Linked DNA regions of Mus musculus: regions 2 and 3 are each linked to region 1. A link is a loop called in an ENCODE intact Hi-C map of the cell type or tissue named here. Cell type or tissue: left cerebral cortex. All regions are shown on one strand.

Evidence for each region. Peaks named below come from ENCODE experiments on the same cell type or tissue, not always from the same donor. Only the 100,000 strongest peaks of a DNase experiment are listed, where the experiment ranks them.
Region 2: it touches region 1 in a loop (2.8-fold over the local background); 2 of 42 quality-filtered maps call a loop at or near these places.
Region 3: it touches region 1 in a loop (2.1-fold over the local background); 5 of 42 quality-filtered maps call a loop at or near these places.

The regions. Positions count from the first base shown.
Region 1 is chrX:135,737,964-135,745,963 of GRCm38, reverse strand. Gprasp1 (G protein-coupled receptor associated sorting protein 1) reads right to left here and starts at 3,272. Exons shown (of 11, transcript NM_026081.5): 1 at 2,986-3,272; 2 at 1,389-1,465. It overlaps Armcx5 (armadillo repeat containing, X-linked 5), which reads right to left and starts at 3,272. Exons shown (of 4, transcript NM_001009575.5): 1 at 2,986-3,272; 2 at 2,350-2,401; 3 at 1,389-1,465; 4 at 1-1,045. The coding sequence starts at 787. In left cerebral cortex, no CTCF peak of the experiment used is centred here; DNase peaks (open chromatin) are centred at 2,845 and 3,289; H3K4me3 peaks cover 2,266 bases; H3K27ac peaks cover 1,861 bases.
Region 2 is chrX:135,970,393-135,978,392 of GRCm38, reverse strand. It overlaps Gm31214 (a long non-coding RNA gene), which reads right to left. Exons shown (of 9, transcript XR_003953080.1): 6 at 7,587-7,814. Among named protein-coding and RNA genes, the nearest start is that of Arxes2, 19 kb to the left of the region's middle. In left cerebral cortex, a CTCF peak has its summit at 3,046 (motif pointing right); DNase peaks (open chromatin) are centred at 3,584, 3,991, 4,389, 4,580 and 1 more place; H3K4me3 peaks cover 339 bases; H3K27ac peaks cover 277 bases.
Region 3 is chrX:135,793,034-135,801,033 of GRCm38, reverse strand. Gprasp1 (G protein-coupled receptor associated sorting protein 1) reads right to left here. Exons shown (of 11, transcript NM_026081.5): 5 at 4,698-4,892; 6 at 3,997-4,085; 7 at 3,405-3,481; 8 at 3,170-3,246; 9 at 2,940-3,011; 10 at 2,561-2,643; 11 at 1-2,286. The coding sequence starts at 1,974. Among named protein-coding and RNA genes, the nearest start is that of Mir1970, 11 kb to the right of the region's middle. In left cerebral cortex, a CTCF peak has its summit at 3,696 (motif pointing right); DNase peaks (open chromatin) are centred at 3,711, 4,163, 4,866, 5,200 and 1 more place; H3K4me3 peaks cover 1,323 bases; H3K27ac peaks cover 1,086 bases.

The sequences.
Region 1 (8,000 bases):
CGAATGTATCTGGGGGTTCAGGTTCTTCTTCAACCTTTGGTGGGGGCTGATAAACTTGAAGAGGATTTTCTTCTTTAGGCCAGAACCAGGACCCTACACTAGGCTCTTCTCCAGTCCAAAACCAGGAACACACATAATCTTCATCCTCATCAGTGGTGTTGATGACAATACTAGCTTTGTCCCCAGCCCTGGATTTGACACAGACCTCTTTAGCTTTGTCCCCAGCCCTGGATTTGACACAGACCTCTTTAGCTTTGTCTCCAGCACTGGATTTGACACAGACCTCTTTAGCTTTGTCCCCAGCCCTGGATTTGACACAGACCTCTTTCTTTATCTCAGGCTTCTGCTTAATACTGCGCTTATCAGTAGCCTTGGCAGCGCCCTTGAGAGATGCCTCAATTCCAGTGTCAATCTTGACTTCAGACTTGGTTACAGTAATGACCACAGATGTAGGCAGAGCATCTGACTTGGTGTGAGGCACTAAAGCAGGCCCTGCCGGGAGTTCTGTCTTAGCCTGAGCCATGACTCTAGCATTAGTCTTATCTTTCTTTTTTTTTACTTTCCAGGTCACAGTCTTGGGCTCAGTGGAAATGGCTGGCTGTGTCCTGGCCACTGCTTCATCCCTAGCCTCAGCCTGGTTCCCCCATTCTTCTTTTGGTTCTGCCTTAACGGCTTTAGTGGTCTGATTCTTGGCTTTTCCTTTAGCATTGGCAGGGCTATTGGTTCCAGGTTTTGAGGAAGCCCCAGACTCTTCTCTAGCTTTCCTTTTAGTTTTAGAGCCAATCATGGTTCGAGAGAAAGGCAAAGCTTAATATAAATATGCCCCTGTCTCAGCCTTGCCCGAAAGTCAGCCCCAAGTAGGTGTTTTCATATAAAGTCCAGTAGTCATTCAGCCCCTTTCCAACTACAGTTTCTGCCAATCATATAGACAGCATGTTGAGGAAGCTCACTCAAGATAAAGGATAGCTGTGCTGGGGCGCAGGCCTGTGGAGGGTGGTGGTCTTCAGCCACTCCAAGGCCATCAGATCTGTCACTGAAGTTGGACCTAGGGGTGGAGGAAGGAAATGGGGCTTTAAGTCTCTTCCAATTTGCTTTCTTCTCATGCTGATAAGCACAGAGACATAGTTAAGTATGGAAATTCAGTGCTCTATGGGGAAGAAGGAGACAAGGAGCCAACTCCTCCTTTCAGTTCACCCACTGTCTATACCTTCATGTGCTACCAATTTGTCTTTGCAGACACCAATAAGGGCAGAAAGAATAGGAAAGCTGGATGGACACGAGAGGCTGCAAAATTCCGAGGCTATCTGCTGACCTAGGCTGGAGCCAACCAAATCTTTACTGTTCCATACTATAGGTCTTACTCGAGGAGTCCCCACGTTCATACTAACCTGCGCTCTTGCCAAGGGATTGTTTCCTCCTTTCTCTGTTTCCACTGGCGACAAGCCCTGCAGCAGATCTGGCAAACCTATAGATAGATAAAGAGGACAGAGAAACTCAGCTCTTGGGATACAGACCTTGGTTCCTGGCCCTTATTCTTGCCTTCTCAGAGAAGCTTGTCTAGCTTTTCCCTTCCTGGTCTTCCTCTCCTTCCATTAACCAGCTTCAAAGCTGTTCCTCCTCCTCTTCCTCCTCCTCCCTTGGGGCCCTCCATTGTCTTCTTGAGTGACTGTTTCGGTAATCCCTTAGTTGAAAAATCGGTTGATAATGAAGTGTTAGAGCAGGACAGGAAAGAGGGGATTAAAGGAAGATGTTCCCATCCTGCATCTATCTCTAGAGTTAGACCAAGACTCCTAAGTGAATCCACAGACCAGCTAGAGGTCATCGAGAAACTGACAAAACAGAAGGGTGTGACATTCTAGTCTCAGTGATCCTTGTCTGTCTTCACACTAATCCTCGAATCTGGACAATTGCCTTCTCATTATCTCCTAGCTTCACATTCAGTTATTTTACAAACATTCACAACAGCCAAGTTATACAACCCTCCGGATGTGTCTATCAATGGAAATCCACAAACATGAGAACAGCACTACTGAGTATAATTTAGGAAACAGTAATTACGGAATAAATGCTTGCTGGATACAGATACTTGTTTGGTAAAGAATTCTCTGATTCCCTTTCTTTTTGTCATCCCCCCATGACACCCCCAAATCTCCACGTTCCTCTGCTATATTCTTAAAGCCTGATCATTTCCATGAAGGGACAACTAAATCATCTCTGCACAGTTGGTCGTACTGGTAGCAGTAGGGATGAAACGCCTGACAATAACAGGAAGCTGGGGAAATAATGAAAAGTATCATTTTCAATTTTCTTACACATTCTTATGATTATCCCCCACCCACCCACACAAACCTATCACATTCTGCAACATAGTTGGGGTAACGCGGAGGGCATTTCTGGAAGGCTGGAAAAGAGGAGATGTAGAAATTATTCTAGAACCCTACCTAGTCTTGCAGCTTTCTCCCACAGTACAGAAATCAGGTCAGTTTTGTTTATCTTCTCCCCTCCCCTTTTGATCTGCCGCCCTGAAACGTGGAGAAATGCAAACTTGGCACAAAATCTATCCACACAAATGAATGTGTGATAGCCCCAAATCAAATGAAATCGCACTGAGTAAGATATGGTTAATTAATGGTCAGATAAGAATGTGCAATCTTCGAATACACCCAACACAAGATTTAATGTTCCCACATCTATAACCCCTTTGTGTATCTCCTTCCTGATTCTCAAGGCTCCTCAGACAACTGCGTTCATCAGTGGTGGTAGTCCTTTCTCTGACAAGTACGCCATCTCCCCAGTAGATGATGCCATTGCATCCATCTCCCTTCCCAAACGTGATGAAGCGAGTTTCTGGAAACGTAGATAGCTTTTTCTCATCCTCCCTAGTCTGTCTTCCCAACACTCGCCCCCTAAAATCAGGTCACCAATCCCGCACCAATCATGGAACCCGCAACCACAACCCCAAGCAATGCCCTCCTTCTTACTGACCTGTTCTGCTTGAATCCAAGGCAGTTTTCTTAGGTGCGTTCTCTCCGGCGGCGCCTTCCCACACAGAAAGGAGGCAGGCAAACGCCGTCGGCAGTCCGCCGCAGGGAGCAGAGGCAATGGCGGCGACTGTAATTTAGGGGCTTGCCGGGAGCTTGGGATGTAGGACAAGATGAAGGGCCATGACTAGCAAATTACTGTCACCTTTCGGTACCCACTCCTCTCTCCGGTCCCTCACGAAGCGACTACATAGCTACCTACATCCGCCGGGACGCACTAGGCGCGGCTACGTCATTACGGAGGCCCGCAGAGGGAGGAGCTAGAGTTATTTAAGGAGTTCCGGCTTAGGGAAGCGGAGTGATACTACTGTGGCGCACACTGCGACACTTAGGTTCTGATCCCGAACTAGGGAAAACCGCGCCAAGCACCCGCAAGCAGGCGATTACCAAATGTCGGTTTTAGCTTCCTTCTTAGACATGTCTTTCCATTTCGAAATGCATGCGGTTTTCACGCTGTGGCGTCAGAAGAAAAAGCGGCCGCCTTACCGGGCGGAAGGATAGCAAAGAATTCTAGTGTTTTTACACGTTCCTCACTAAACCCACCGCCCACTGAAGTGAGCTGGTTAGGTAGGGGAGGGGCTCAAGGTAGAAACGATGCTGGGGGTGGGGCGGTTCTCAACGCTGAAATTACAAATAAAAATTCTCATTTATTCCAACAAATTCTAAACTGTTCCTTCTACAAGCAAAATCCGCCAGTGATGCACCTGTAAGGGCTTGTTTGCATAAAATTCTTGCTGCAGCGGCAGAACCTATGGAAAACTGCTCTGCTGCCAGACCGTTTTTGTTTTGTTTTGTTTTGTTTTTCAATCTCCCTTTTTATGTTTCCTGTTGCCACCCCTTGAAATCTTTTGCTCTTATTGTCCGGCATGTTTCTTGTTTTGAAATAGTTTTAGATAACATGAAGTAAGGATAGAGGAAAAACAGGGAGAAAAAGAACTGTGCAGACGAGTTCTACTCCAGGATGACCTCACTACCATAAGGTGCAGTGGCTTGGATTTAATCTAGGCACTGGGAAAACAAGAATCTTCTTACTGACAAGACATAATACCAAAGTATCTTTGTACCCGTGGACCAACACCAGTCCCTGCTCTGTGGATTTCTCCGGGCTTGTTCCCTCACGTTTCTTGCCCCCTAAATCTCTGACTATATAAGTCCTTGCATCTTGAATGCTGGGCCTCATGTTTGTATTATCTATTTGAACATAAATTTAATTAAAATAAGCCTTAGAATCAGAAAGTGTTTCTAACATGTATACCACTTAGAAATGTCCCAGCCCATCAGTCCTGTATGCCTCAACTCTAAGCTGAGCTATGACATTAGTAGATTATGATGAGAGACATTTTTCCTGTTTCAGGGATGTTTGTAATTTTGAAATTGCCTTAATAAAAGTGCATGGTTTCCCCTCAGTCCCAGTCTACATTATCAGAAAACCTGATAATGTCATGAGGCAGGAGGTTAACTTTTGGAAGGAATAACCAGCCTATAAGGAACAATACTAGGTGGTGATGGTCAGTCCAGACAGACCATCTTCATGACCCAGGACACAAGATGAAAATAGTTTTGGTGGGAGGCTCAATAAAACATAATTGTAAAAAATAGGTGGTAGTGGTCCCTCCAGATGGGCCAGCCCAGGGCCCTAAAAACAGTTAAAGAGAGAGAGATAGAGAGAGGGAGAGAGAAGAGAAGAGAAGAGAAGAGGAGAGAAGGAAAGAAAAGAGAAAAAGGAAGGAAGAAAGAAAGGAAGGAAGGAAGGAAGGAAGAAAGAAAGAAAGAAAGAAAGAAAGAAAGAAAGAGGGACATCTGGGTTCTTTCCAGCTTCTGGCTATTATAAATAAGGCTGGTATTAACTTAGGCAAATGGATGGACTGGAGGGCATCATCCTGAGTAAGGTAACCTAATCACAAAAGAACACACATGATATGCACTCATTGATAAGTGGATATTAGCCCAGAAACTTAGACTATCCAAGATACAATTTGCAAAACACAAGAAAATCAAGAAGAAAGAAGACCAACATGTGGATACTTTATTCCTCCTTAGAATAGGGAACAAAATACCCATGGAAGGAGTTACAGAGACAAGTTCCAAAGCTGAGACGGAAGGAAAGACCATCCAGAGACTGCCCCACCCAGGGATCCATCCCATAAACAACCACCAAACCCAGACACTATTGCATATGCCAGAAAGATTTTGCTGAAAGGACCCTGATATAGCTGTCTCTTGTGAGACTATGATGGGGCCTAGCAAATACAGAAGTGGATGCTCAGAGTCAGCTATTGGATGGAACACAGGGACCCCAATGAATGAGCTAGAAAAAGTACCCAAGGAGCTAAAGGGGTCTGCAACCCTATAGGTGGAACAACAATATGAACTAACCAGTACCCCCCAGAGCTTGTGTCTCTAGTTGGATATGTAGCAGAGGATGGCCTAGCCGGCCATCAATGGGAGGAGAGGCCCTTGGTCTTGCGAAGATCATATGCCCCAGTACAGTACCAGGAATAGTACCAGGAAGCAGGAGTGGGTGGGTAGGGGAGCAGGGTGGGGGGAAGATATAGGGGACTTTTGGGATAGCATTTGAAATGTAAATGAAGAAAATATCTAATAGAAAGAAAGAAAGAAAGAAAGAAAGAAAGAAAGAAAGAAAGAAAGAAAGAAAGAAAGAAAGAGAAAACAGGAAGTAGTGGTCAACTCTGGATAAATCCACTCAAACCATTTTCCAGTTTCAGGGTCTTTTTGGCTACTGGCGCATCGACAGAATGCCATTATCATTTCCCCTAGTAAGCCTTTTAACTTTAATGTATCTTTAAACCCTTAAACATATGCTGCATCTTCAATAGTGTTTGGTGCCAGTTGTTTTCTTGACAAATCCTGATGGGGATATGGGGGGAAAAAAAAGCTTATCCACCCACTGTTGGTGGAAGTGTAAACTGGTAGAACTGGTGAAACCACTATGGAAATCAGCATGGGGGTTTCTTAAAAAGTAAAAATTAGAAGCACTGTGTGACTCACTTATACCATTCCCAAGAACATTCCAAAAGAGCTCCATAATCCACCACAGAGATACTTGCATATCCATGTCCATTGTGGCTGTATTCAGAATAGCTGAGAAATGGAATCAGACCAGATTATATGTCCATGAGTATATAAATGGATAATGAATACACACACACACACACACACACACACACACACACACACACACACACCTTAGTACCAAACATCAGGTACCTTACTATGAGTTGTTGATCAAAGAAGCCTCAGTGGTTTCCAATACACCCAATTTCTATTGCTCTTGGTTATTTCCAGATCAACAACAACAACAACAACAACAACAACAAAATAGGTTCCCATGGCTAAACACATTTCAAACTTTGATATTTTGGTCGCAGATTCCAAAGAAATCAAGCTGACAGCTAGCTGGAAGGGTCCCTACTGCCTGGTTACCTTTCATAGTGCCAAAATAGGATGCTATTTGGGCTACTGGAGAAAGAAAAGCTATGAATGGTCCTAGGAAGCTGTGAACTCTGTGAACTACTTTGTTGGCATGTCAGAAAATATTTACTTAGTGTTGCAATATCAGAATGACAGCTACTTGGAAAGTGAACTGCTTTAATTGTATTTGAAACTAATTTCCCAGGAGGGAAGCCATGCCAAGTACTGGAATACTGGTCAGTACTCCATAGTTAACAAAGTCATGGGTGCAAGGGAGGAAGCTTCTTCTTCTTTTTTTTTTTTTTTTTTTTTTGGTTTTTGAGACAGGGTTTCTCTGTATAGCCCTGGCTGACCTGGAACTCACTCTTTTTTTTTTTAAGATTTATTTATTATATGTAAATACACTGTTGCTGTCTTCAGACACTCCTTACAGAAGATTGTGAGCCACCATGTGGTTGCTGGGATTTGAACTCTGGACCTTCGGAAGAGCAGTCGGGTGCTCTTACCCACTGAGCCATCTCACCAGCCCCATGGGAGGAAGCTTCTATTTCTACTGAGGAAGTTGTCTTGCTAAGTAAACACAATCACACTGATTTATGGGTATGTGTGGATTTGGTTTTGGTTTTGGTTTTAGATAAGTGTCTCACTGTGTAGATCTGGATGGTCTGAAAGTTGATATGTAGACCAGACCTGGCTACAAACTCAGAGCTGGACCTGCCTCTGTAGTGCTTGGAGTAAAGGAATAAACTACCACCTCTTCTCTAAACATTTACATTTATACCCATATGTTAGTGCTTCTCTCATCCTTGTTTAGCCTGGCAATGGTAGCAAACATCTTTAATCCCAGCATCTTGGGAGGCAGGGGCAGGTGGATCTCTGTGAGTTTGAGGCCAGGCTGGTCTACAGAGCAAGTCCAGGACAGCTAAGGCTGTTTGTTACACAGAGAAAGAAAGAAGGGATAGAAGGAGGGAGGGTGGGAGGAAGGAAGGAAGGAAGGAAGGAAGGAAGGAAGGAAGGAAGGGAAAGGAAAGGAAAGGAAAGGAAAGAAAAGAAAAGAAAAGAAAAGAAAAGAAAAGAAAAGAAAAGAAAAGAAAAGAAAAGAAAAGGAAAGAAAAGAAAAGATGAAGAGGCAGCTCTGTTTGCAGTGGGTGACAACATGGAGAGTGGTCAAAGAGCTGAAAATAACTGACAGTTGACCACTCATCTCTAAAGGAATATCTGTATTTCCCTTTCAAGGTTCCAAAGGAACATTGCAAAAATGCTATCAGAAAGAAAATAAGGCTGGTTTTTGAGATAAACTCTTTGAAACACCATCTTCTGTCTTCTGTATGTGGCATGGCTATTTCACCTATGAAGTCATAGCAGCTGTGGTTTCAGACCACTCCATTATAAATAGGCAGAGGCGTTTGGAGTAGCATAGCTGTCTGAGGAACTAACGGTGGTTAATTAGATGCAGTGGGAGAAGGAGTCATTACATTTGGTATTGTAGCCATTACCAACATGCTCATAGTATGGTTAATATCCTCC
Region 2 (8,000 bases), 230 kb before region 1:
CAACACCTACAAGAGAAACCAATGAAGCTCCACCAGCAAGTGCACTGTCAGTCCCGAAAGAGTCTCGGCCACTTGCGCAAGCATGGCTTCGAAGTTAAGCATCTGCCTGCTCTCCTCACTCCAGGTTTTGTTGCAGTCTCCACATTTCACTGCTCTGTATTTTGCCTTATGCTATAGAATAAGCATAAGAACCTGCTCCTCGAGGGTCAATAGTAAAACTAAGGCAACAAGAAAGCAGAGCAGTTAAGAGAAGGGACCATGGCTCTTAACCCTTCTCCAGCCTCTACAGGTAACCTGTCCCAGAGCTTAGCTCTGCCTCAATGTTGACATTTTTAAATTTTATATTATGATTTATTACTATAATTGTAAATATTATGAATTATTGTATAATTCATCCAAATTAATATGAAATAATTAATGATAAATATATTTCATATATCATATGATATAAAATATATAATTCATAAAGAAATCATAGAATTATCTATTCATACAGTATATAATAATATAAGAATAATATATTCTGAATTTCAACACCTACCACAAACTCTATGTTAATGTTTTTTGTCATGGGTACACTGTTTCCTTCTGTGGAGTCAGGAAACATGTGCATATGTAGGTAAGTATATTTGTATATACACATATGTATATATACATATATGCACATGCCTTCACAGTGTTACAATTTCAATTATATGTATATACATATATACATATGCATATACACATATGCACTGCACATATACACCAATGTACATATATACACAAACTTATATACATATATGCTTATATACATATATGCACATTTGGTGGATGGAGCAGAGCCCCAATAGCCACACTTTATTTTTTCTCTCAGCCTTTTTATAGCTTCTAAGACAAGTTCTTTATAAAATTGCAGATAAAATGTTATTTTTAAAAAGGGAGTTACAAGCCGGGCATAGTGGTGCACACCTTTAATCCCAGCACTTGGGAGGCAGAGGCAGGTGGATTTCTGAGTTCGAGGCCAGCCTGGTCTACAAAGTGAGTTCCAGGACAGCCAGAGCTATACAGAGAAACCCTGTCTCGAAAAAAAAAAACGAAAAATAAAATAAAATAAAGTGCTAGATGCTTTTTTCAACAACATGGTCTTAGGTAGTGGCCTAGTTTGCTTAGTCCTTTCAGACCCCTGATCATGCTCCATTAATCTCTGCATTCAAACGAAACTATGGCTCAGGTAACATTATGGTTTGAACAGTGGTACAACCTCCCAAATACTCATTTGTTGAAGCTTTTTCTTCAGTCTTCAGGGAGTGAGGCTTTAGAAAAATGTTGGGATCATCAATGTTCTGCCCTAATCAATGGGCTATTGCACGAGTCAATTCCTATCTGGTGCTCTTACTAGGAGGTGGTAGACACTCAAAACTAGGGCTGTGTTAAAAGCCTCTCTCTCTCTCTCTGTCTCTCTCTCTCTCTCTCTCTCTGTCTCTCTCTCTTTCTCTCTCTCTCTGCTTTGAGGCTGCCATGAAGTAAGTAGCGCTCCTTAACTATTCCACCATGATATAATGTCTCATGGTAGGCCTAAAAGAGCTATCTTAGTTCAGTTTGCTTTACATGGCTTGCTGAGCCTCCTTCTTTCCTTCCTTCCTTCCTTCCTTCCTTCCTTCCTTCCTTCCTTCCTTCCTTCTTTCCTTCCTTCCTCCCTCCCTCCCTCCCTCCCTCCCTCCCTCCCTCCCTCTCCCCCTCTCTCTTTATTTATTTATTTATTTATTCACCTTACCTCTGGATTGCAGAGCCTCTTTTGTCCTCTCCTCCTAATCCCACCCTCACAAATCTCTCCTCCCCTTATTACCCTTTTCCCTTCTCCTCAGAGAAGGGGAAGACCCACTTGGGTATAACCCTGCTCTGGGACATCAATTCTCAGCAAGATTAAACACATCCTCTCCCACCGAGACCCAATCAGCAGTCCAGCTAGGGGAAGAGATCTAATGGCAAACAAAATTATTAGAGACAGCCCCTGCTCCAATTGTTAGGGGATTTACATGAAGACCAAGCCTGTTTCCTTATAGAACCCAGGACCACCTGACCCGGGTCCCACCCACCATGGGCTGGGCCTTACAGAATCAATCACTATTTAAGAAAATGACCTACAGAATTGATTGAAGTCTGATATTACAGGATCATTTTCTTGATTGATGCTCCCTCCTCTTTGATATCTCTAACTTGATGTTAAGTTGACATATAACTATGCAGCTCAGTAATATTATTCAGAATGTCTTGCATTAATATGTAGCACAGATTTCATGGGTTTTAAAATAAAATCTTGAGAAAGTATTACAAAGATATATAAAGAAATATAACTTCATATATAATGATAAAGATATTAAGCTACAGGTTTTAATGAAAAAACACTAAGACAGCTAAAATTTTCAAAAGAAATATAAAGTTTGTATTTTTCTCCCCCTTAAAGCAATGATCTGGTTAATGTGAACTGAGTATTGGCGCAATGGGTTTTAGTATATTTTAAATTGTATTATTACTTATTCTAATATTCTTTAATGCCTTCCTGGATAAAACGTAGTTGGATTTTTATATCATCTTGTGTTTAACAGTGTCTTTAAACACTCAGATAAATTTTATTACAAGAGTGCAGGTAAACTTATTAGCATTCATATAATAAAATAAATATGTAAAATCTTATTGAACATTTCATAATGTTATTTTATAAAAGCAATTACATGCAGATACGGTCATAATAAAGGTAAAGGAGGATTGAAAATATCACACGTGACCAGGATTTGGTTTTTTGTTCATATACATAGCCACCAATCTACTTAGCAGACTTTTAGCATAAAAATAAGCTGTAATATCGTCCATCTCATATAAAGTTTTCACTTTATGATAATAGCAATGCTTAACTTTCTGTCTGATGACTCCCAATACTTCTACCGGAAATCGTTCCTTTTCCAAGCAATCTTCCAGAATGTTCTGAAAGGTAGTTGGACTGCAGCAGCTCCTCTAGCCTCTCCTTCTCAGTGGTGTTCAAACTGTAGTTCAGGATTCCGTCACGAGGTGGCACCAAAGCACCCCGTTATTAAATGTCTGCAAAGAAGCTTCTACAATGTGCAGAAAAATATGACGTCGTTCTTAAAACCAGTTTATAAAGAGAATGATTCCAATTCTTTTAGAGGACATAAAAATTATATTATGTGCATGAGAAACTGTAACAGAGAACCTTGGAAGAATGGTGGGAAGATTTCGTGGAAACCTGCATAGAGTAAGCTAATAGAGGGTGGAGGTCTGTTCCGGAAGAGGACCCCTGCACAGTGTGGTCCCCACAGAACGAGTAAGAGATAAGTCAGGGAGTACCCGCGAGGCTTGTGGTCATCAACAAATGAAATGGCTTTCCTATACAAATGAGGTTTTCCGGAAGATCTAGAAACACAATTGCCTCATTTGTTATTCTGTGCAAAAAGATACTCCTCCTTAAAAGGAAAAGAAGCCCCTTTACCCTTTCACTGTCTTCATTCTGGTGTCATGACCTATAAAGCCCACCCACACACAGATGTACGATCCCCTCCTAAGAGCAAACGTGGGGTGCCTGTGTCTGATTCTGAATTACTTTGCTCCATATAACAATTTGCAGATCCATTCATCTTCCGGAAATTTCACGGAGGGGGGGGGGATATCGAGGGTAATAGAATGCACGTCGGATGAACACGACCAAGGCACTATCCTATGGGGAGGCAGGACACAAGCGCAGGTGAGCTTCGTGAGAAGATGAGCAAAGGAGCCTTTTCTTTGTCTTTTAAGGAGGAGTATCTTTTTGCACGAAGTAACAAATGAGACAAAACAATTAATTTACTGTGTTGCTATGCTGGGACCAGCGTGGCCTTGGTGGGAACAGGATGACATAGTTCCCGCCCCTGGGACAGGGCCAGCAGGTGTGGGCCCCTATGAATATCGATGGTTGCCATGGGCATAAGGCTTGTTTGTATAATAATGTACATAAGTTCGCGTTCCTTCAAGGAATGCCCGCCGTTAGTGCTAATGACTCCATGATCAGCGGAGACAACCCCAGTCTGGGTGGCGAAGGTGTGGCTCATGTTTCAGCAAAATGGTAAACGCTGGGACCTTCAGGGCTGCCCCTTAAGGATGTGTTAAAGAATTCTAAAAACACAAGTTCAAAAATATATCATTTCTCAACTGTGTAAAAATAGAAGGATGCACTATGAATTGTATAAGGCGCTTCACAGATCTAAAGGCACAAAGAGCTAGCTTGTCATAAGATACAAAGAGGCAGCTACAAATGCAGGCAGATTCTTGAGTTCAAGGTCAGCCTGGGACAGAGCAAAGTTAGGCCCAGGAGTGGTAGAAACGGTAGTTTCCTGCCAGATCCTACCCAGAGATCTATTCAACTGTGTTTAACTTTGGCAGGCAGATCTCTGGATTCTTTTACAATGTTAAAAAAAAAAGTGTGTGCTTGTGGTCTCCCAAAGAATTAAGGGGCTGGGGTCACAGGTTGCTGATTCATCTGCTAATGAAAAGGAAACCTGGAGTAAATGACTGGATTGATATGTAAAATAAAAGCCTGGGCTTTTGATCTGTAAGAGAGGCGCTAATTAGAACAGCTTGGAGAACTGTAAAACACAGAGATGGGTATGGAGCTCTCCAGAGAAAGCAGAGCCAAGAGAAAAAAAGCAGAACCTAGAACAGTCTGGAAAGCTGCCTTGAACACAACATAGGTTGCCAGCTCTGACCCACAATTTGACTTGGAGTCCTGTTTCACTGCTCCCAGACACCCCTTCCCCCCACCCCCAACCGCACTCTAAGCCAAGGCTAGTCCTTGACATTTCCAGGTCTTTTGGAAAACTTCATTTGTATATTAAAGCTCACAGGTACTCATGGATTTATTATCTCTTACTCTCTCAGTATCAACAAAACCATATGTGATCATGTGCTAGATTAAAATAATACACAAACCAAGAAATAGAAGAGGGGGAAAAGAAAGATGGAGGTGGATGCTGCCTGGGCAAGCGAGTACGGAACCTGCCGGGAAGGACAGTGGAGCAGACATTCCTGGATTTTCTGGGATTACAGGAAACCACTTTTGTGCTATCAGTGTTTGGACATGTAAGGCTGAGATTGATCCCTGCCTCCCACCCAGCTAAGATAAATGTTCAACAGTAAGTGTCCAGGGTGTCTAGGTGGAGGAAGAGGAAGGAATAGCTCCCTTCAAATCCTGCCAGTTACCTGAAGAAGTGTGTGGGTAGAAGCTGACTTACCTTCTGTGCAAATCTCTGAATTCTGCAATGTTAAAAGAAAATGGGTGCACGCTGCCTCAGTCTCTGTGAGTTTATATCAGCTTTGTTCACTTCATTTACAGGGCCTTGTTCTCCTGCTCTCCTCCATCACCTTTGGTTCCCACACTCCTTCTGCCTCTTCCTCTGTGGGGTTCCCTGAGCTCTGAAGGGAGGGATTTGATGGAGACACCCCACTTAGGACTGAATATTCCAAGGTCTCTCTCTTTCTGCATTATTTTTTGGCCGATTCTCTACTTGTTCTCATCCTAAAAACAGGTTTTTTGTTTTTTCTAAGTTTTAGATCTAAGGCAGATATCATGAAAATAATTTAATTTCTCGGTTTCTTATGTAAGGAAAAACACTAATGAAGCAAAAAACTCAAGACTTTTAGAGGCAGAATTTCTTCTTGTGTATTTGAACATCTTGCAATATCTATTCAATGATAGTCCTTTGAACAATCAAATTCCACACAAGTTTCATGTTGCTAGGAAGACAGATGTGACTTTGAACTTGTTATATCTAGTGGGGAAACCCCCACCCAACTCCTGATTCAGCGTGCACCCAAAAAATCACGAAGGACCATCTCTTGATGTAATTACATGAGGACGTTTAATGACGGACGGAGCTCTGGACTGACATGCATCCCACACAGGAGATAACAGATGTCGGCCACGAGGCTTGAAAGCTAGGGGTTTTTATGGGGTAAGGGGCTTAGGGGTGTGGAATTTAGCATAGCGACACACTATTGGCTTATTCAAACATTAACAGAAAGGGCATCAGGACTTTGTTCCTGTGGGCTGGGGGCTTATCTTTGTTCACATAGCAACCAGTTGATGTATGACTTTACCCGGCACCAAGGGGCAAGAGACAGAGGGGAGGTTCCGGCCAGATGGTGTTGACTCAGATAATATAGCCCTGCTGGTCCTTGCATACCTTTTTATCTTTACAGTCAAGATGTTCTTAGGAATGCCTTAACAACAGCCCTGCCCTGGCATGCCTGGGGGCTGTTCTGCTTTGTTCTTAGTCCCAGGCCGAGGCCATGGGCTCCTAAACTCACAAGTTCAATATTTTATCTTCCTTCAAACTCACTTGGTGAGCTGCAGGACAGGTCATATTTAGGAAACAAAGGTATAGTATTTGTACAGCATCGGCTCTTGAACATCTAGTTACATTTCTATATTTATAGGAGTATGTTGGGCACAAGTACAAATTCAGAAGTACCCAGACCATAACTCCAGCTCTCTGCTCCCTCCCTAGAAGACAAAGCTTTGCTTGTTCCCAGCATTTCTTTGGACACTAATTTTTCATTCCTTTATCAGATATTTTTTTCTTGCTATTTCTCCTATTCTTCCTTCTTTCGTTCCCTTCCATTCTTAACTCTCTTCCTCCTTCAAAGATTCCAAAGAGATGCTTCCACATTGTCTGTTTTCATTCTTTTTTTAAGCCCTGACTCTTGAACTTTATCCTATTGCAATTGGTTTCTGCCCATATCAATGGAATGCACATCTTCTCGAAGGAAGCCAGCTACTCTTTAAATCACGAAGTTCACCTGATTTATACAAATATATTAGCATACTACATTTTATCTCTAATGACTCTCCAAAACAGGCATGTCATGCAGCCTATTTATTTTTTCCTTTTTATTTACTCTTACATTACTTAGAATCACATTAATTATTTATTCATACATTACATCCCTACTGAAGCCTCCCCTCTCTCCACTCTTCCCAGTCTCTTCCCTCACCTCTCCTCTTCCCCAAATCTATTCCTCCTCTGCTTCCCTTCAGAGAAGAGCAGGCATCCCAGGGATATCAACCAAAATGGCATAATAAGTTATAATAAGACTAGGCACAAGTCCTCATATCAAGGCTGGAAAAGGCGGCCCAGTAGAAGGAAAGGGGACCCAAGAAGTAGCAGCCTGCTTCTTCAACAGCAGATCTTTGACAGTGTCCCAGGCTCAGAAGTATAATATAATGGATACTAATCCAAGCTGTTTCACTCCCTGACTGAGCAGCCTTGAACAAAGACATCACTTTCTCTGTCTCAGTTTTTCACTCATAAATGAAGATTCGCCACATTTTCTGCTTTGTGAACATACAGTAATAACTAAATGACTGGACACCTTTTATTTATGAAGTACTTTTCAATGTGCTGGAGAGATGCTTTCGTGGTTAAGAACACCTACCTGTTCTTCCAGAGTACCTGGGTTCAATTCTCTCTCTCTCTCTCTCTTTTTCTTTTTCTTTTTCTTTCTTTTTTTTTCGAGACAGGGTTTCTCTGTGTAGCCCTGGCTGTCCTGGAACTCACTTTGTAGACCAGGCTGGCCTCGAACTCAGAAATCCGCCTGCCTCTGCCTCCCGAGTGCTGGGATTAAAGGCGTGCGCCACCACGGCTGGCCTGGGTTCAATTCTCAGCTTCCAGTGGTGGCCTCAAAATACTGTGTCACAGCAGTTCCAGATGAGCTGGCTCCTCTTCTGGCTCAGTAGGCACTGCATACACATGGAACACACAAAGACATGTAGGGAAAACGCCTACCTATAAAACAAAATGAAAATGAATCTTTGAAAAGTACTTTCCACATAGCAAATTTTAGCCATTTTAATGTCATTTTTCTCCTGATTGGTCATTTGTAACCTTACTAGCCCTATGGCATGAACTGGTGCTTGCACTCAATGGACTTTGAGGTATGCTACTAAGGGCACTGTAGGTTACAAAAGTTAA
Region 3 (8,000 bases), 55 kb before region 1:
GTATCTGATACCAGCTGCATACTTCATATCGGTTTGTTCTCTGGCCCCAAACCAAGGGGATCTAATGGGTTCTTCCTCATCCTCAAGGCTAGACTTACTGTTAACTTCAGCCTCCACACTATTATCTACTTTAGCCCAGAACCAGGGCCCAATTATGGGCTCCTCCTCAGCTCCTGCCATGATATCTGAGCAAGGTTCAGACCCTAAATCCATGTTCGGCTGCTTTTCAGACCAAAACCAAGGCACAAAGATTGTTGCTTTTGTAGATGCCGACCTGGCCTGTTCTTCAACCTCAGCCTCTGTATTGACATCTCCAGCCCAGAACCAGGAATCAGTAACTTCTTTTTCTCCAGCCTTCGGCATCTTCTCACAATTGACTCCAACAGATCTAAGGCTGTTCTCACCAGTGCCCCAGAACCAAGATCCAAAAATAGACTCGTCATCAGCCTGTAAGTTGATCTCTTCATCATCTGCCCAGAACCAGGACCCAATAACGACCTCATCCTCCTTAGCTACTGGCATAGATTTAGAAGTAGCCTTTGGCCCACTTTCCATACTGCTCTTCTTTCCAGACCCTAAACAGAAACTACTAACTTGCTCCTCCTTAGCCCTGGGTCTGGATGTATGACAGGTCTCAGAGTCCACACTGGCTTCTTCTTCACTCCAGAACCAATCTCCAACAATGGGCTCCTCCTCTACAAAAGTGGTCTTGATGCTTATCCTATCTGCCATAGTGGACTCCTGGGTGTCCCAGAACCAAGCCCCAACGAGGACTTCCTCCTCTGGCCTGGCTTCTTGCTTGGTACTTGCTCTGGCCTTAGTTTTGACTTCTTCCTTTGGCACTGCTCTGGTTCTGGGCTCTTTCTTTGTCTTAGACTTTGAAAAAACATTAGCTTTCTCTTCAGGCAAGAACCAGGACTCTTTCTTATTTGTATCTATAGCTCCAGACATGGCATCACTGCAAGCTTCTCGCTTGGCCTGCTGCCTGGCCCTCATATTGACCCCTTTCCTGGCTCTGGGTTTGGATCTAGATTTAGCCTCTTCTCCAGACCAAAACAAAGATTTTGTAGGATTTTCACATTCAGACCCAGAAGTGGATTCAACACGGACTTCTTTCTTAGACCTAAACCAGGACCTACTATTGGGCTCTTCTTTGGGCTTAGACCAGACTTTGGTCTTGTCTTTGGGCCAGAACCAGGGAGTTTTACCAGACTCATCCTCAGAATCAGAACTGGAAATATTATAGAACTCTTGTTTGTTTTTGTGCCTAGGCATGGTATTTGCCTCTTGTTTGGCCATATGCCTGAACCTGTTATTGGCCTTCATGCTTTTCCTAGGACGAAATCTTGTACTGGCTTCATCTCTATTCCAAAAGGAGGGACTTCCTGAGGGTTTATCTGCCCATTTGAAATCGGAATTCTCATAGGCCTCTCCTTTGGGGACAGGCCTGGCACGGTACCAGGACCCCATATTGGTTCCCTCCTCTGAGCCATAGGAAGGCTGGAATCCAGCTGGAGAATTAGCCTTTTTGGGAATACTCTCAGTGTCCATATTAGCAAGTTCTCTATCTACAGGCAGGCACTTAGCTTGAGCAACCATCCCAGAATCATTACTGAGCAGTGGAGGGTCTGCAGCACTGATCTGACATTGCTTTCCCATCTTTGACATGGACTCGCCACGAAACTTATTTGGGGCCCACACTTGGGCATCATGCTTGGATCGAGCAATAGGGATTGCCTTAGGTTTACATTTGGCATATGCCCCACCTGGTGTACTGGTTTCACCTTTAGGTCTTGCTCCAGGGGTACCCTTAGGCTTCACTTTGGGCCTTGCTCCAGTCATGATTTGTGTCCTAACCTTGGGTCTGACCACCAATGGGGCTTCAGGCTCTACTTCAGCAGCATTAGCATTCTCATCCCCAGGCTTATTTTCAGCCTTTGCCTGGGCACCAGGCTCAACCTCTGCCCTAGTCATAGTACAAGTTCAATCAAGTCTACTGTATATGACTTAACAACAGTGAGCCTTCACTAGAGATCTGTTACAGGATAGCTCTGCACGACGATCTTAGATAAGTGAGGGTATGAGATTACAAAGAATTAGCCTGAAATGACAATTCAGCACTCAGTGAGGCTCCTACCCAAGCAGTCTCAGTCAATAACACAGATACACTGCAGAAGAGCTGAAATCAAGCTGGAGGACGATGGACAGGTCCTGGGTGAGTGCAGACCTGATGATTGCACTGGTCAGCAGCAACCTCAGCACCACCAAGCAGCCACGGCAGGCGACCTAGGAGAGAGAAGCACGGGGAAATCAGGCCTACGCAATTCTGTTGCCTCCTGGAGAAACTTACAAAGAGACGCTGGTGCGTAATGCTGAGGGGAAGAGCTCAGCCATGAGAAAATCCCTGTGTTCCTTTTGCCTGCTGGGAAACAGGTACAGAGTCCAGGAGAAAGTGCACACACTAGCAATGGACAGAGAGGGGATCCCCAAGTCTCACAGTAGTCACTCTGGGGTGATTGAGACTACCCCACCTAAAAGTGAACCCCTCTCCCATACCCACCTTCACAGATGTGGTGCAGGTCTCCCCTCTTCTCTGCGTTCAAGTGGTGTTAAAGACCAACAGCTGACTCACTGCAGGGAGTCCTACAAGTGCATAAAACAAAATGGAGTCTCAGTGCTTGGAAGATGGGCACAGATCCCTGAACCCAAACAAACAACAACAAAACCATGCCTGCTTCTGTCTAAAGTCTCTGTTCCCTGGTCTTCTCCTGCGGGTCATAGTCTAACTCACACCTACCTCAATATTCTTAATATCCCTAAAAGGAAATAAAGGATGCCACACCATTGAGCAAATTAAGGGGGCAGTGATCTGAATTTGGTTAGAATCTGAATTTGCCTCCTCAGTGGCTGGCTCCTGCACTGCCCTGAGTCTCACCAACCTCCAAGATCTGAGACAGTCGCCTTGAAGCCTTCTTCCCTTGCTTGAAGAACTGACCAGCCTTAAAGCAGGACTGTGGACAAAGACATGAAAATGTCTGACAATCAGGAAATGATGGCAGCAGCTTTGTGCAAATTAAGGGGACAATAAAGGCATCGGGCACCCTCTTGGGTTAGAGCAATCTGAATTTGCCTCCTCAGTGGCTGGGTCCTGCACTGCCCTGAGTCTCACCAATCTCCAGAGATCTGAGACAGTCGCCTTGAAGCCTTCTTCCCTTGCTTGAAGAACTGACCAGCCTTAAAGCAGGGCTGTGAACAGAGACATGAAAATGTATGACAATCAGGAAATGATGGCAGCAGCTTTGTGCAAATTAAGGGGACAGTAAAGGCATCGGGCACCCTCTTGGGTTAGAGCAATCTGAATTTGCCTCCTCAGTGGCTGGCTCCTGCACTGCCCTGAGTCTCACCAATCTCCAGAGATTTGAGACAGTCGCCTTGAAGCCTTCTTCCCTTGCTTGAAGAACTGACCAGCCTTAAAGCAGGGCTGTGGACAAAGATGAAAATGTATGGCACTTATATGATGGTAGCAGCTGATCATGTTATGAATGTCACCAAGGATATGAACCAGATCATGTGTCTTTCAGCATTTAGGGTCCTACTGCTGGAACATTCTAGATTTATTTAGCCTGGCTGTAGGGCTCCTGAGGTAACACCCACTTCCTGATGTCATCCTTTAGTCCCTTCTGCAATGTTGAAGATCCGCCACTAGGTGGCCATATTTCCCTTCCTTGCGCAGCAAAAAATGGGGGAAGGGCGCAGCACATTCTAGAAACCAGGTTCTGAAGTGGTCCTTGGATTTATGACTCCGTCATCATCCCCAAACCATCTTTTCAGACCCCAGATTTGGGAGGGAGGGGAAAGGCAGTGTGGAAGGTACCTACAAGGTTGTGAGAAATGAGATTAGGAGACACTAATGGATATCCCACCTGTTCTGGCCAGTCACCCCACCCTTTTTGCATCTCCACTCACTGTCTGGTGCCCATCCCCATTACTACACACCTCCAGAAATCCACGCCATTTTCCTGTTCCTCTTTTCTCAAGCTTCTGGTCTATAGATGCTCACCGTGGCTTGCCAGAATATGCCAGACCTACCATGCAGACAGGTCACTTTCCATCAATCAGAAGCCTGTGGGGAGTGACAGCACCCAGGATGCAGGGTACCAGGGCCCCTCTCAGGAACCAGTTCAGAACCTAATAGCTGAGGCGACTCACCACCCACCAGCTGAGCTGGCCCCAATGCTGGACACTTGCCCCACACCCACACCTGTGGGCTTTAGCCCCCACCCCCACTCCAGTATGGCCGGCCATTTCTCTTGCAGCCGCCTTCCTCGGACCTGTGGGCTCCCAGATGCCCCCCCCACCCCCGCATCGCCATTTCAACAGCAGCCGCCTACCCCATAACCCTTATAGGGCCCAGAGATTACGGAGGGCCGGGTATGGGCGCTCAGAAAGCCAACTGCCAGGCGGTCAGTAGGCTGTGCTAGTCTGCAGATCATCACACCCAGCAGCAGCTCCATTCAACCCTGGTGCCTGGGGCTCCGCAGGGGTTCCCGCCTCCTCCCCACCACGGTCTGGGGTCTCCGGGCACCGCGCACACTCCAGGGAGCAGCTGCGACCTCTTTGCCTCCACTGGACTGTCAGGGCCAGGCAGTTGTTTGCAGTGCGCGACCGCCCAGAGCCCTCGACACACCCCCACTTGCCTGGCCAGGCGCACGGCCCAGGTCCCTGGGCTCCCCCACGTCCGACTCCTATTCCTGGGTGTTCTCTGTCCTCGGCGGATCCTCTCACTGGTCTTTAACGCTTTGCGCGCGAGTGGAATGGCAGAGATGTGTCCTGTCCCCACGCCTCTGCACCAAACAGGCAGGGGCTGCGTAGACTGCGGCAAGCCAGCTCGCCTGGAGGGTGTCGGGAAGGGGGCGGAGGGATACTGCGCACGGGGCTCTACGCCCCCTCCCGAACCCACTGTAGTTCCGACTCGGAGTGGGCGGGGCCAGACAGCCCCACTCCTCTTGGAGGGGTGGGTTGCACCGGTTAGGCGTCTGCAGACCCCTGTTCACCCTAACCAGAGACCACCACCACTTTTTTTTTGGCGCCACAACAGTGTGTGGGATGGCTAAGATCTAGAGTCTATGAGGGTTTTGGGGAGGGGGGGACTATAGGGAGGAGAAGGTCTGCAGTTAGGGAGCAGGGGGGAGCAGCGGAGGGATACTGAGTGAGAACCTTGATACATCTGTATTTCAGAACGAGGCTGGACAGTGCCTGCCCCTCCCTGTACTCCCTCTTTGCTTCCCCCTCCTCTGCCTCCTCATATGACGCCAATGGAAGGGGAGGGGGACTGCTTGTACTGCAGCCTGAGAGGGGACAGGTGACCTAGCAACAGCCAGCCAGCCAGTAGGTTCCTGTTGATTCTCCCATGTTTTCTTTTACTGGTTCATGCAACCATGAAGGGAGGGCACTCCTGTCTCTATGGAATCCAAAGTGGGGCCTCCATTACATTCCCCACCATTGCCCCTCTTCCAAAAGGAAAACCAAACTACACCTTCTGGCCTAGTAAATCAACCACAGGTTTGGGCCAACAGTCAATTCTTTGTGCCACAGTGTGTGTGTGTGTGTGTGTGTGTGTGGTGGTTGGGGTGTGTGTGCCTGCGTTCCCCCATGTTTGTGCGTGTCCGTTTGTGTGTATGGTGGTGGTGGTGGTTGGTGTGTTGGTGTGTGTGTGTGTGTGTGTGTGTGTGTGTGTGTGTTGTGTGATTCTAAGTAGCAATACCTCTCTGGGGAAAAAAAGGGGAGTGTCATTAAGCACAAACTAAGGCTATTGCGCTTGCCCATTTAGAGATTTATTTAAGCACCTACCCAGTGTTTCACAGAATAACAACCCATGATACATAAAGATGTTATTTGGCCAAGGAAAACTGAGGTTTGAGGTAGAAGTGAGGTTGTTAATAGTGGAATTCTGTACAAAATTATCCTGGGTCAATCTAGCCGTTGTGACTGCAAAGGTACTTATTAGGTATGCCAGGCTGAGGCATTAAGAGTTTGCATCTCAGGAAAGCAGCACTGGTCAAACCAAACGAAACCATAGTGGACACTGTTGGCCTCAAAGATGGAAAGAATCCAGGACCCATGGAATGCAGGAAGTCTGAAGAAACTATGCAGAAGAAAGTTTCTTCCTTAGTAAGCCCCGAAGTTAAGGATCTGTTTGATTTAGGGTAGTAAGACCTTTTTTGCATCCAGTGCTGTGATATGATATGCTAGTCTCATTTTAAGCCACTACATTTATAGCAATTGTGATAGCAGGAAGTGTATGTATACGTATACACACACACACACACACACACACACACACACACCATCTTTATTCATAATGTTCACTCCTTCTAAGTGTCTTTTCTGTACGTCAATGTCCAGGACAGGCCACTTTGTATCTCAGTTTTCACCAGCATTAACACCAATCTTCTGTTTCACAGTATAACTAAAATAACACCAATATAAAATTTGCTCATATTTGTGGAGGTTTAATGTCCCTTTTTGTTGCTGTGGTGCTGCTAAGCATTCAACTTAGGCCCTTGAGTATGTTCAAGAAGCAATCTACCAGCCAGCTATATTCACAATACTGTTTAAAGATGGTACTGGGAAATTGCTCTCATCAAATTCCCCAGCTGACCTGAGGTTTACCATGCAGCCCAAGGCGTCCTCAACCTTATAATTCTGTTTTAGATCTCAGAGGGGCTGGCGATGTATATATAAGCAACAGAGCCCCAACTACCAATATCTTTTCACCAATTTACTTGCTGATAGGAGTGGTTTTAGCAATAGTTGAAATATCTGTTGGATAATCTCTTGTCAATTCATTTACAAAATAAAGCCAATAAGTGGCTAACAATTATTGATTGAAAAGGCCCTATGGGAAGGTTTTTAATGTGTTTTATTAGTCTGTATTGATATATTGGTTAAATATCATCTTGAAATTAGATCAAATACTATGTAGAAGATGTTGACCTATATTATGATCGCAAGACATGATTTTCTTCCTCCAAAACTGCATTCTGGTCCAGCATAAGGGAACAAAGTATTGTTCGACTATTCAGTATCTCCTCTTGTGTCTACGTAACACTGACTTGTTCCTGAAATATAACTTTCAGAATCAAATCCCAAGCATCAACCCTGGGATAAAGAGGCAGCCATGAGTACTTGGGAGTGTCTTCCACACCTTTCCCCTCCCCATGTCACGTCACCTCTCACGTGTGCTCATGAACTCGCACAGTAGCATATGCCTATTGCTATTATGGCTCACAACATCTCCTCTTGCACCTCTCATGAATCTGCTTTTGTAGATTTAGGCTAACGTGCCTCTCTACTGACCTCCATGTTCCTCAGGTAAACAAACGTTCTTCAGCAAACTCTCTTCTAGAATAGGTTGATCCAAATTCTGTGTGTTCTTACAATGCATTGCTTTTCTTCCCATGTGCTTCAGGAACTTCCTGCTACCGTTTGAATTATGCCTATCCCGCAAGGGTCTCTGTATTCCCTTTCTGTTTCTTTTGATAGGTGGCCACCAAGGTGAGAAGTTTTGTTCTGCTATGTGTGTGCTGTGCTGTGTATGTGCTACATTCACTTGGTTGTGAACTAAAACCTCCAAAACTGTGAGCCAAAAGAAAACGCTTCTCTTTATAAGTTGACTACCTTGACTACTTTCTTATAGTGATGAAAAGCTAATATGTGGTACACAGGAAACTGAACCTCCCTAGTCAGGACCAAGTTTCTTGAAGTAACTGGTGAAACAGGCCCAAGAAATATCTACTTCTAGTGGAGGAAAAGAATTGCTGTTTCTACTACTTGAGACAGGGTCCATTTACAGAATTTGAAGAAGCCACATATAAGAATATTTGCAGGTTATGTCAAGCTATATGCTTCAGCAACCAGGTGTGGTGGTGCACACCCTGGAATCCTAGAGCCTGAGACAGAGGCAGTAGGATCACCACACATTTAGTGTTTAAGGTTAG